Linked DNA regions of Mus musculus: region 1 is linked to region 2. The links are chromatin contacts, found by Hi-C or POLR2A ChIA-PET in ENCODE. All regions are on one chromosome and are shown on one strand. Each heading gives the region's core, a stretch centred on a gene start or an enhancer-like site at or near the end of the contact. The rest is flanking DNA. Distances are from core to core; before and after follow the strand shown. Region 1 overlaps Rbm20 (RNA binding motif protein 20). Region 2 has its middle 31 kb from the start of Smndc1.

Region 1 (6,542 bases), core at 2,435-4,934, 380 kb before region 2:
GTGCGTTGCTTGTATGTATGTCTGTATGAGGGTCTCAGGTCCCCTGGAACTGGAGTTACAGACAGTTGTGAGCTGCCATGTGAGTACTGGGAATTGAACTCAGACCCTCTGGAAGAGCAACCAGAGCTCTTAACTGTTGAGCCATCTCTCCGGCCCTTAAACTGTTTTCTAAGGCTACAGAGTTAGCTCCACAGATGAAGGCCCTTGCCACCAAACCTGACGATCCGTGAGACCTATACGATTGATAAGTGTAAACAGGTTCTACCAAATGCCTCTGACTGTACCATGGCATATGTACCTCTGTCAACAAAAATTGACTAATTAGGGCTGGTGAGATGGCTCAGCCGGTAAGAGCAATGACTGCTCTTCCGAAGATCGTGAGTTCAAATCCCAGCAACCACATGGTGGCTCACAACCACCCATAATGAGATCTGATGCCCTCTTCTGGTGTGTTTGAAGACAGTTACAGTGTACTTATGTATAATAATAAATAAATCTTTTAAAAAATTGATTAATCAATTAGATGGTTTTTTTCCTCAAATATTTTTACAGTGATTTTAAGAACATCTGCATAACATATTCTTCTAAGAGGAAAGATCTTCACTGAAAAGGGATAACATTGCTTGATCCTTCTGCTCAGCAAGGTGGCAATGCAAGATCAGAGTGGGTGCCTGTGTGGCCGTGGGCTGTCCTTGGATGAGTGGGAGCAGGGCTCAGGCGCCACGGGTCCTCATCTCAACCCGTCTCTCGTCAGCCATGTGACAGTGAGAAAGGAAAAGGCTCACCTCCCTGCACCTCAGCATACCTGTGTATGCACTCAGTTAGAGACAGGATCTTGCCATTAGCCCTGGGTCTCTTGGTGCTAGCTATGGAGACCAAACTATCTCCAAATTTGCAGGGATGTTCTTGCCCTCCCCCCCCCCCACCCCCCCCCCCCGCCGAAACAGTGTGCCTATTTTGTTTTGAAAAACAAATAAACAAACAAACACCCACATTACACTCTTTCCCTTTAAGGCCCACACAGGTAAAGAAAGCGCTGTCTGGGCGTCCTGGAAACTGCCAGGTCCCACATAGTTATAGCGTTCTGCAGGCTGTTCTTGGGGAGGGCATTTTCTGTGTGAAGAGAACCATCTTCATTCTAGGAAACAGTCACATGTTTGGATGCTCTCATTGCCACTGAGAGTCAGGATAAAATGAGTGAAGTCATTGGTTCAGCCATATCAGCGAAGTGTCAGTCATGATAATGTGATTGCATCACAACTGGGGAGCAGGGGCTATGCTCAGAGACAGGTTTGAGACTTAGAACCATCCTAATTTTACCTCTCATAAGCTAGTCTCTCTGGGCCAGTACTCAGCTTCTATAAGGCCTTAGGTCCTCATCATTAAAAGGAAGACAGATGTATCCAGGCTTGTTCTGAGAGTGGAAGGGTGCATACCGTATTTAGCCCAGTTCCTACCACCCAGCAAGTAACCACTGCTATTATTATTCCTGCCGTTGTGTTATCGCTGCTAATATTATCCTTATCATTGTCACCCTGAGAACAGGCAGCATGGGAGCTCTGCCAACAAACAAGGAAGCTAAGAATGTGGAGATGTGAAAGTAGACAGAAAGGGAAGGGCAGGCAGGGGGTGGGCAGCTTCTGTCAGGAGAGAGCAGAGGTGGAGAGAGGCTCAAGCTGCAGAGATAGTGGCAACAGCCCTTGGGTGACCTCAACCAGGCAACAGCACATTGCAAGGCTGTTGAAGGTCCGTGCTGTGGCCCTGTACAGCGCAGCCACATGCTCGTCCCTGGTGATGTCCCCCTGACCAGCAGACAAGCCAGGAGCGTGTCAGTGCCCAACCAACAAAACCAACTTTGTTCACAGTGAGCACGATGGCTTCCCAGAGAAGCGATTCGGGAATTTAAAACCACTCTTGAGTTCAACTCAGCTCACTTTCCAGACTGTAACAAATGCGCCCTTGCTTGTTTGTGCTAAGATATAAACCATAGTCCAGGTGAGATTAATGAAGCCAGGCAGGAGTTACTGTTCACTGTGGGTACGACTTCACAGGAGACCCAAGTGCAACTTGCAGCTCAGGGGTCGGGCCTCTGCTGTCTCCTGGAAGCTAAATATCTCCTAGATCTTCATCTTTCCATAGTTAAATCTGACTGCACATATGCAGATCTTAGAAGAGTTCAGAGAAGCTCACCATGCCTCCAGGTGAAAGTGCCATGAACTTATGAGACATCCCCAAGTTTTCTACAACACTGTAATTCATAATTTATATTATTTACAATGTGTTTCAAGGAGAACCAGACAGGAGGAGTGCAAAGGCCCCAGATATAAAGAAAATGGGGGTGGAAAGGCTGGACGCACCCTACTGGACCAGTACCATTGTCTGCCCTGACTGCAATAAATGACATAACTACATGGTGATTAAAAGGGGAAAAACTAACTTTCCTGTAATGCTCTCAGAAACTGGGTCAGGCTATGTAGCACAGAGACGGGTTTCAAAATGCCAGGTTACAAAGATGCTAGCTCTGACAATCCAGGTCCTGTGCGGGCTGCAAGTTCGAAATTCTAGCTAAATGTCATAGATCTGAGAAGCAAGGAGTCTCAGAGATCATCTTGTGGTCACAACCCACCTGTCCAACACAGGGAGGAAAGCAAAAGCCAGGGAAGTTGATGAAATACAAAAGTCTCGTTGTTCCAACCCCAGTCGAACTCCTGAAGAGAGCAGAGCCAGGACTGGAGCCCCAGGGCTGGTGCGGGGGTGAGAGTGGAACGCAGCCTTCAGCAGGGGGGGTCTCTTCCTTCTTGGAGACAGGGAGGGCTGTTGCACACTCTCTTCACAAACAATGGTGTTGCTGGATCATCATTGGCTAGGCCTCTGTGACTAATTTCAAGATTACCGGGTCACTGCTGCTAACCCGTGTTTGGGCCTTTGCCACAACATTACCATAGGGTGATTCATATCACCATGACAGCTCTCCGAGATGATTCATAGCATCGATGATAATCCTGCGTTCTCTCTTTTGTTCTGGGCTTTTCACTTGGTAGGTTAATAGGAGTCGCCCACTGCTGCAACACACACATGCACACGCATGCACATACATTCACACACACACACACACACGCCCACGCCCACGCCCACGCACAATCAGTCTCCAGAGGAACCATATGGGTAGTGAGTTCAAATGTGATCATTTCCAGTTTACACTAAGAAGACTATATAGGTCAGACAGTGGTGTGCACTTCTCCACCCAGTACTCAGGAGGCTGAGGCAGGAGGATTGAGAGTTTGAGGACAATCCCGGCTATGTAAGTGAGACTTTGTCTCAAAACAAACAAACAGAAAACGAAAAGCACAAGACCAGGAAAGACATGGTGAGCCACCTGAGGTCATCCACAGAATAAAGGACTTTTAGTTGCATAACTGCCCACGGTCACTAAAGGGAGCGTCTAGCGCTTTATTTTCGGCCCAACTTCCCTATGTGACCTTTAGTCTCCTGTGCTCTGCACTGCTCTTATCAGACAGCGTGCAAGTCTCACGAAGAGGGCCTGGTGGTTTTCTAACTGACAGGGGTGGGACTGCCTTTCCTCTCAGGAGTGGAACTCAGCACGTGCATGAGGGAAATGATAAATCCATGCGTGCAGAGAAAGCAGTATGCGTTCCCCAGCGACCCACAAGACAGGCTTCCAGGGGGCCCAGCCATGTGACATGGTGACATGACAGACAGGGTACAGTCTCCTACACATCCATAACTGTCTCGGGATTGCTTGTATCTGCAAGGCTGTGTTGAACCAGCCTGCAAGTCTGGGGCAATTTTGGCCAATGTAGCCTCTAAGAATAACATACTCACTCTTCCTTTCTCCCATACCCTATCATTTTCTTTTTTTTAAGGCTTTCTTTGTTTTGAAGGGCTGGGGACATGTGGAAAACACATGTCTGCTACTGAGCCTCATCTCCCAGCTACTCATGTTTCTTTCTTTTAAAATACGTTTTATTTTATAAAATTATGCACCAGGTGTGGTGATGCACACCTTTCATCCCAGCGTTCAGGGAGCATAGGAAGGTTGATCTCTGTGAGTTTGAATTCAGCCTGGTCTATAAAGAGAGTTCCATGCCAGCGAGGGCTGCATAGTTAAGACCGTATCTACAGAAAAAGAAAAAAAAAAAAGTAAAAGATAAACAACTTAATTTTGTTGTTATTGATGTTTTGGTTTTTTGAAACAAGGTCTCTTGACCTTGTATACTGGGGAATTAGAAAGGGTCTCAGTATATAGCCCTGGCTGTCCTGGAGCTTACTCTGTAGACCAGGCTAGCCTTGAACTCACAGAGATCCTCCTGCCTCTACCTCTCAAGTACTAGTGTTAAAGACATGTGTTGCTATGCCCAGTTTATGACTTAAAATTATTATATTAGATGAAGAGATTTATTTAATATTCATGTTTGTTGTGAATTTTAAAAATATAAAAGTAAGCTAGGTGGTAGTGGCACATATCTTTAATACCAGTACTTGGAAGGCAGAGGTACGTGGATCTCTGAGTTTAAGGCCAGTCTGGTCTACATAACTAGCTCTAGGATAGCCAAGTATACACAGAGAAAGCCTGTGTCAAAAAAAAACCAACACCAGTGTGTGTGTGTGTGTGTGTGTGTGTGTGTGTGTGTGTGTGTAGCAGGAGCCTAAAAAAACCTCATCATTGATTCCCCCACCCCCTCAAATGAACAGAACATGCTATTATAGTCATTTTGACTCAGAGGACATTAGGTGGACAAGGCCAACCTAGGCAGCACATATGTGCTGTCACAACACAAGATGGAGAGCTACTGAGACCCTGTTTAATTCCCTAATACACAGTAATATCCCTTCAAGACACTGCCTAGATCAGTCCCACTCTCTTTTCTCCAGAGACAATTACAGGGGGGTTTGTATATCTCCTGGTCTATTCTTGTGTCTGTCTATTTGTCTATGTATAAAAGTATAAACATGAATCTTTTCTTACATAGATGTAGGACTAGTTTCACAAAAATTCTCCACAACACACAGACACAGTCACACACACACACAGACACACAGACACACACACACAGACACACAGACACAGACACACACACGCAGACACACACACACACACCTGACTAAGTTTCTTTCAGGACTGAACACAGCTACGCTGGAGTGAAAAATTAGTAAGAAACATGAGAAGGCCCCAAGCCGGTCCTGAGACCAAGATTTACTCCCCGTGGGCCAGCCTGCTTCCCTGGGTCTCAGAGCTTGTGTTTTTAATGAAATCGCTGGATGAAAGGAAAGGGCCTCTTAGGTGCCATCCACCTTTGAAATCTGACAACTGTGAGGTTCATTTTCCTCATCTGTCACACACTGACATGAATGCCTGCCCTGCCTGCTTCTGCACAGACTGCCTGGAGATCAGAGTGGCTGTAGGTCCTCTGAGGAGTGTGATCATCCCAATTCCGCCATCATTCTCACAAACTGCCTATCACTAAGATCCTGGGACTATTTCTAAAGAAGCTATTGTAACATATGTGTGTACAAGGCTTGGTTTGGATGACTGTGTGACGGGCCAGGATGTATGAAATTATTAATTTTCTTTGGCCCTGTTATCTGGGATGAGCGGTTCCGCACAGCGGTTCCCTTAGCTCTATCAGAAGACTTAGTGAGTACAACACTCCAGCGTCCTCTTACGTAATCCTCTCCTCTGTGAGACCTGTCCAGCCTGCTCTGGACTTCCATGCCAAAATGAGCTTGGACCACTCAGGGCTGGAATTGCTTTGTCGGATATACAGTTGGTTTTTTGTTGTTGTTGTTGTTGTTTTCAGGCAGAATTTCACTCGTTTTATGAAGATTAAAATCTAAGAAACTCGTTTGACCTTAGGACTCGGGGACATTTTCCCATTTTTCTCAGAAACCTGAGATACGGCGATCCCTCGAGCTGAGACACTTTCCTGGAGGGCAGCAGACTTCAGAAAGGAAAACCACGTTCTTGGCTCTGTCGTGTAAGGCTCCAATGCACACTTCCCTAAGAAGCCAAATTGTTTGCGTTTATATATAAATATGAAAGAAATGCCAGGTTCCTAGGCAATGCTGCTCCAGTAGAATTCGCTGTGCACAGAGGTGTCTACGCCTTTGTGTGTTCTACTCCATCTTCCCGTACCCCTGTCAGCTGGAGAAGCTATGAATGTCCGTGGGACACCTTGTCCACAAAGCCTTGTCTCCTCCACCCAGCGTGCTCCAGGAGGCCACCACTCTCCACTCCTCTACCACCCTCTCACATGATTGAACTTAGTGGTCTGGCTTCCCCAATACCCCACGATCATTTGAAAGCAGATATAACATGACCAGTCCAGGTCATAGCCCCTGGCAACAGGTGGGCATACTGTTCCACAAGAGTTGTCAGTCACACGAGTTGTCATCCTCAATTGGCCTTTTTTAGCCAAATAGTTCCTGTGTGTGTATGTGTGTGTGTGTGTGTGTGTGTGTTGATATAAAGCTCAGAAAGGCAAGTCTCTGAAGAGAAATTCAGAGTAGATTCAGTCTATGAA
Region 2 (5,944 bases), core at 1,725-4,224:
GTGGTCCAAAGCCATGCGGTTTGAACCATCCTTTGATTAACAAAAGAACATAAGACTATGAAACAAAATGAAATTATAACAAATATTTATTAAGGATGGGGGAAGGTAAGCAGCGAATCACTGTCGCCTGGAGTCACATCTTTTTACCTGCGTCTCTCTGAGGTAGTTTACCACAAATGAATGAGTTATACTTCCTGTTTGTAGCTGACCTCCCTTCCCTAGGTCACCCCTGCCCCTCAGTGCTGTCTGAGGTTCCAACACTTGTGTATCTGCAGTAAATGTACTATGATCCCAATATCTGAGCGCTGAACACTGTGGGCTTCTGTCACCCTAACTCTTTATGGGAATTGAATGATACCCATAGATGTTCCACATACAATTTGAGGGGTTCTTAAAGCCCTCTAACGCACATCTGTGGGTCCCAGGTGTGAAACCTTAACAGGTACATTCCTCTCGTGCCACACATGAGGTGACACGTGTGTGTGTGTGTGTGTGTGTGTGTGTGTGCGCGCGCGCGCGCGTACTCACATGCTTGTGACTTGCTCACGGTGACCCAGTAGGCTGGGACTCAAGAAGCAGGATGGGCTTGAACCTCGGCTCCTCCCCTCTTCCATAGTGGCTGCTCTGCCTTTAGCACCAAGTGGGCTCTCTGAAGAAGGATATCCCAAATTAGATCCTACCCCCTCAGAAGGTCTTTCTTGTGTCTCATTCTCTTCTTCAGACCGGTATTTTTGCTCCGTGCAATGGGGAGGGCAGCGACAACCGCATGGAAACGCACAGACAGGAAACAGGAATGCCCCTGTGTGTTCGAAAATATTAAGAAATGAGAGTGTGTGGGGAGGTTGGTAACAAGTTTCGCTGCGGAGAAAGAATGTAGTCCTGGGGAAGTCCCAGGAGAAATCTATCGGACTGAGTCCAGCCTCAGTGTGGCGCTCTCTCCTCCCCTCCCCAGTGTGGGTGGTCCGGGGTAGCCTCGGCGCCCCCATGCTGTGCGCTCTGCAGGTGTGCGGAGACTCCTCCCCCTCCGCCAGCTCGCCACTCCCCCTCCCCCAGGTTTGCCCACTTCCTCTTAGCCATCCGCTCAGCTTTTGGCACCTCACCCCTAGCGCCTGGCCCTCTTCTGTCACAGCAAAGTGATGTTCAGTTTTGTATGTATTTGTTTCAGCTCTGTGTGGCCCATTACATGAGAAGGTCACTGTGAGCAGGACCTGGATCCTTGGTGTCTGGGGCTCCCTGCAGCCACTCACTAAGGTAAATCAATGATGGCATGGAGTAGTGTTCTAGTTTCCTTACCGTTGCTATGATAAAACACTCCGACCAAAAGCAGTTTAGTGGAGGGAAGGGGCTTCTTGGCTTACACTTCCGGGTCACAGTTCATCACGGAGGAGAATCAGGGCAGGAACTGAACCAGGAGCTTGAACCAGAAACCATGGAGGAATGCTGCTTGCTAGCTCATTCTTAATGGAACTTTCTTATTCAGCCCAAGACCCATCCGACACAGGGACTGATGTCACCCACAGTGGGCTGGGTCCATTTTTATCAATTAACAATCGAGACCATCCGCCACCCCCATAGACATGACTACCCGCCAATCTGATCTGGGCAGTCTCTCAACTGAGACTGCCTTCTTGGGTGACTCTTGGCTGTGTCAAGTTGACAGTTAAAGCTAACTGAGACATATGATTTTGGACTTTGACTACTGAAATAAATGACCTCTGCCCCTCATTTCTGAAATCTTAGACAGGCCTGAATGTAGCTGGGTGCTTGCTTCAACCTCTAAAGCACAGAGGAATGGCGAGTGGGGTCCTGCTCCTCAGAGCTGAGGTTCCATCCAGCAAGGGCACACATCCAAACTGGCCTCTCGGATTGTTCTCGGTCTTCTGCTGCTCTTTAACAGCCCATTGGATCTGGGACGGCATCTTGCCCCCGTTCCCACTCCCACTCCCAGCTAGCCTGCCCACTAGTGGTTGAGAGACTATCAGTCACGGTTCTAAGGATGGGTTTCTCCTGAGGACTGCAGGCACCAAGGCATAATTAAGGAACTCGAACAGGTCCTTCTGCCTTCTGGGCTCGCCTCCAAATAATGGCGCTGCGCAGAGAGTAGCCTGTTATTCACACGATCCCCCCCCCCCCCCCCCCGTTTAGGTGGAATATCTTCTTCTTCTTCTTCTTCTTCTTCTTCTTCTTCTTCTTCTTCTTCTTCTTCTTCTTCTTCTTCTTCTTCTTCTTCTTCTTCTTCTTCTTCTTCTTCTTCTTCTTCTTCTTCTTCTTCTTCTTCTTCTCCTCCTCCTCCTCCTCCTCCTCCTCCTTCTCCTCCTCCTCCTCCTCCTCCTCCTCCTCCTCCTCCTTCTCCTCTCCTCCTTCTCCTTCTCCTCTCCTTCTCCTTCTTCCTCTTCTTCTTTTTTGTAACCTGACACCCACATCTTCATGACTGCAGCTGTGTATAACTCTCACAAGGAGGGAACCCTGACCACCAAATTCTTCCTCCTTCCTCCTATTTCTCTCAGTGTTGGGATGGTAGAGGTGAGGTGAAAGATTTATGCCACAAAGAGGTACAAGCCATTTTCTCCTCCGAGGCTCCTGCTGGGGGTAAGGGGTGGGTGAGGAGCCCTGATACCAACAGCTATGGACTAGCCTCCTCTTAGCAGTCAGCTTCTCTGCTTTCCAGAGTCCCCAGCAGCTGGAGGTGGGGTCTGACCTTGGACATCAGGGAACAGCACGCGCAGGGGCTAAGTGACCTCAGTTCGGTAGATAGGTGTCTGCTCCTAGAAACTGCCTTATTCCCCCTCACTATGCTCCAGTTCCTTCCTCCCGGCCACCTCAGGTGAAAAGATCTGCATGAAATTCTTTTGCCTTTTCTTGCAGCCGCCAAGTCTTTAACTTTCTTGCACCAATCGCCTTTTCAGGAGGACAAGAAATGAGCTATGATAGGCTATTCAGGAAGTTGAAGACAGCTGATTGGTGCTAATGGGTGTGGGGCGGGCCCTGCCTCTGTCCCATTCTTTCTAGTTAATCATGAGAGAGGCTTTTAACAGAGTCCTACAACCTGGGTTGACTTGAGCCGTCCCTCACTGCCTGGCTGACTCGTCTCTGAGCGTCTTGATAGGGGCCCACCACATCCCTTCCCACCTTACTCAGCTGGTGACTCTGTCTTAGATCACTGCTCCGTGGCTTGAGCACTTTGTCTCTGCTCCGGAAGAGGTTTTGCTCTGTCATAGCTCTCCTCCTCCAGAGGCCAGTGCATCAAAAGAGAGTCAGCACCCTGTAAATAGTTGTGATCCTAGGTGAGTGGCAGGTGTCACACACGCGTGTGTTGCTTGCCGTGACGAAAATGCAATGCGCAAGCAGAAAGCAACAATTGGTTCTTTGTTACAGCATTCCACGCTGGGTTCCATCCAGCATGGCTCCATACCTTTGCGGGGGGAGGAGGGGGAGTAACTAATGACTGCCTCGGATTCCTAAGGGTGAAAGGCTTAGAGGCACTGGGGGGCGGGGTGGCGGCGGGGGAGGGCGGCTAATGCAACCCAGTGTGAAACTCTGCCTCTGTCTGCTATGCTCTCCTTCTGTGAACTCCAGTACTTGATCTCTTGGTATCCCTAGTTTCCTCATGACTAAAATGGGACTGATCATAGTATTAAATAATCTTATGCGTAAAGCATTTACAATGTTGGCTAGCACACAGTAAGCACCGTACAAATTTGCTATTATGAGCACTAAGTGTCACTCTGAAGAGTTCCGTTCTTTTGTAACTAGGAAATGTGATTCTTTTTCCTTAGTTTTCCAAAAGAAGAAAAAACAAAAGAAAGGAAGGAAGGAAGAAAGAAAGAAAGATAGATAGATTTTATTTTATTTATATGGCTGGGCGTGGTGGTACACACTTTTAATCCCAGCACTTGGGAGAGACAAAGACAAGTGGGTTTCTGTGAGTTTGAGGCCAGCCTGGTCTACATAGTGAGTTCCAGAACAGCCAGAGTGAGACCCCCAACTTTAAAATGTGTGTGTGGCCGGGTGTGGTGGCGCACGCCTTTAATCCCAGCACTCGGGAGGCAGAGGCAGGCGGATTTCTGAGTTCGAGGCCAGCCTGGTCTACAAAGTGAGTTCCAGGACAGCCAAGACTACACAGAGAAGCCCTCCCTGTCTTGAAAAACAAAAACAAAAAACAAACAAAAAAGAATAAAATGCGTGTGTGTGTGTGTGTGTGCACATATGCATGTGTGTGTGTGTGTGTGTGTGTGTGTGTGTGTGTGTGTGTGCACATATGCATGTGTGTGTGTGTGTGTGTGTGTGTGTGTGCACATATGCATGTGTGTATGGCTGCGGAGACTAGAGATGTTGAGTTTTCCTGGAGCTGGAGTTACAGGCAGTTATGAACTGCCTGACATGAAGCCAGGCCCAATTTTCTTTAAGACATTCAATCCTTGGACCCCCCTCTAGTGGCGCCATCTAGTGGAGAGTGTCAAACTTGACGCTCTTACACCCCGACTACTCAGCTCTCCCGTTGGAGTGTGGAAGTAGCCTCAGACAGTATGGAAATGATGAGGGAGGCTGTGTTCTAATAAAACTTTATTGACAAAAACAGAAAGCAGGCCAGGTTTGTCCAGCAAGCCACCATTGGCCAACCCTTCATCTGCAGTAGTTTTCTTACAGACGTTGTCTCCATCCTTACCAGAGTCTTCTGCCATAAAGCTTGACTATGGGTCTGAGTGTTCACTTCCTCTAAGAAAAATGACAAAATACACACAGAAATGGAAATTTGGGGGTGAAAACTGGGAAGAAGTCCTTAATCTGTTTCCTCTTGCCTACATCAGTGATATAACACAGAGAAAAGATGAATCCGAAGCTAGAAAATACGTGTACGGAAGCCAACTTTCTTCTGGCAGCTTAAGTCTTTGCTCTGTCGGTCCATCTTTTACTGCTAGTGCGGTGTTTGCCATAGGACCCTGATTCGCAGAGTTCCAGTCACACTACCTTTTCTAAGAAGCCCGCTGAGACCCTGCCACACAGCTTAAATCTCCATTCCCTGAACTCCCACAACGCTGGTCTCAGAGCTTAAGGAAGTGGCAAAAATCCCAGTTCAAGGTATGGGGCCACTGCTATAGGTGTCTGAGCAAAGACCTTGAGGAGTCTGTCGGGCTGGCAGAGCACACATAAGGCCCCGGGTTCTGCCCAGCTAGCATCGTATAGAACGGACCACAGTGACACATACCCCAGCTCGGGGTAGACAGACGCAGGAGGACTAGAAGTTCAAAGCCATCCTCACTCACCCTGGAAGAAATGAGATTTTTTTTTTTCTAATGAAAAGAAAAAAAGAAGGTCAGGTCTGAAGTCTGGAACACGTTTTGGGTTTTTACTTGCTTTATAAGGTAGTTTGAAATCACACGTGGACTGATTTGCCAGTTGGCACAAGGAGTCCTGCCCCTGTCAGACCACCACTCCTCCTCCTCCTCCTGATGCTCAACACTGACCGCCAGCACGGTCTAAGCTTCTCTGGGCAACTCTTGGTCCGAGGTCCACCCTGCTACAGGGCATGGCTGCTTGGGAGGTGAACGGTGGGGAGTTTGTGCTTATCCTGCGCAGTGCTCAGACACGTCTCCGTCTCTGGGAGTGGGAAGGTGCAGTCTGAGATGTGAGAAAGGTGAAGCTATATTCTCTGGCTTCTGGGCCCCCAGTCACCACTGGAGAACCACACAGAGAAGTTGAATGAAGTGTTGGGGAGCCACAGGTTCACGATGGGGCCGAGACCAGGCGCTCCCAAACTCCTGGACATCTAGGTGCTGCTGAGTCATAAGGAGCTGAGAGCAGAGTTGGGGGCCGTGGGCTGAAGCCCGGGGCCAGAGGAAGGGGGAAGTTCCAGCTTAGCTCAGCTGTGATTGTCCTTAGCTTGGTGGCTGTTGTGGCTAGGAACGCAGAGAGGCCTTCTATGGGAGAATTAAGCAACAGCTCG

The links. A loop is a pair of places that touch in the nucleus more often than their neighbours do. ChIA-PET counts read pairs that join two places held with the same protein, here RNA polymerase II (POLR2A).
Region 1: a map of regulatory T cell shows a loop between it and region 2 (2.5-fold over the local background). The contact joins two enhancer-like sites. A Hi-C loop is called at or near these places in 2 of 37 maps with a recorded cell type or tissue (T-helper 17 cell and regulatory T cell). POLR2A ChIA-PET finds 5 or more read pairs at or near these places in 1 of 5 experiments (embryonic stem cell).

The regions. Positions count from the first base shown.
Region 1 is chr19:53,797,118-53,803,659 of GRCm38, reverse strand. The region is part of intron 1 of Rbm20 (RNA binding motif protein 20); the gene reads right to left. Among named protein-coding and RNA genes, the nearest start is that of Gm30890, 13 kb to the right of the region's middle. Within about 2 kb of position 3,684, at least 1 of the 3 ENCODE cell types and tissues checked has a DNase peak (open chromatin) inside an H3K27ac peak, as active enhancers do.
Region 2 is chr19:53,418,529-53,424,472 of GRCm38, reverse strand. No RefSeq gene overlaps it. Among named protein-coding and RNA genes, the nearest start is that of Smndc1, 31 kb to the right of the region's middle. Within about 2 kb of position 2,974, at least 2 of the 3 ENCODE cell types and tissues checked have a DNase peak (open chromatin) inside an H3K27ac peak, as active enhancers do.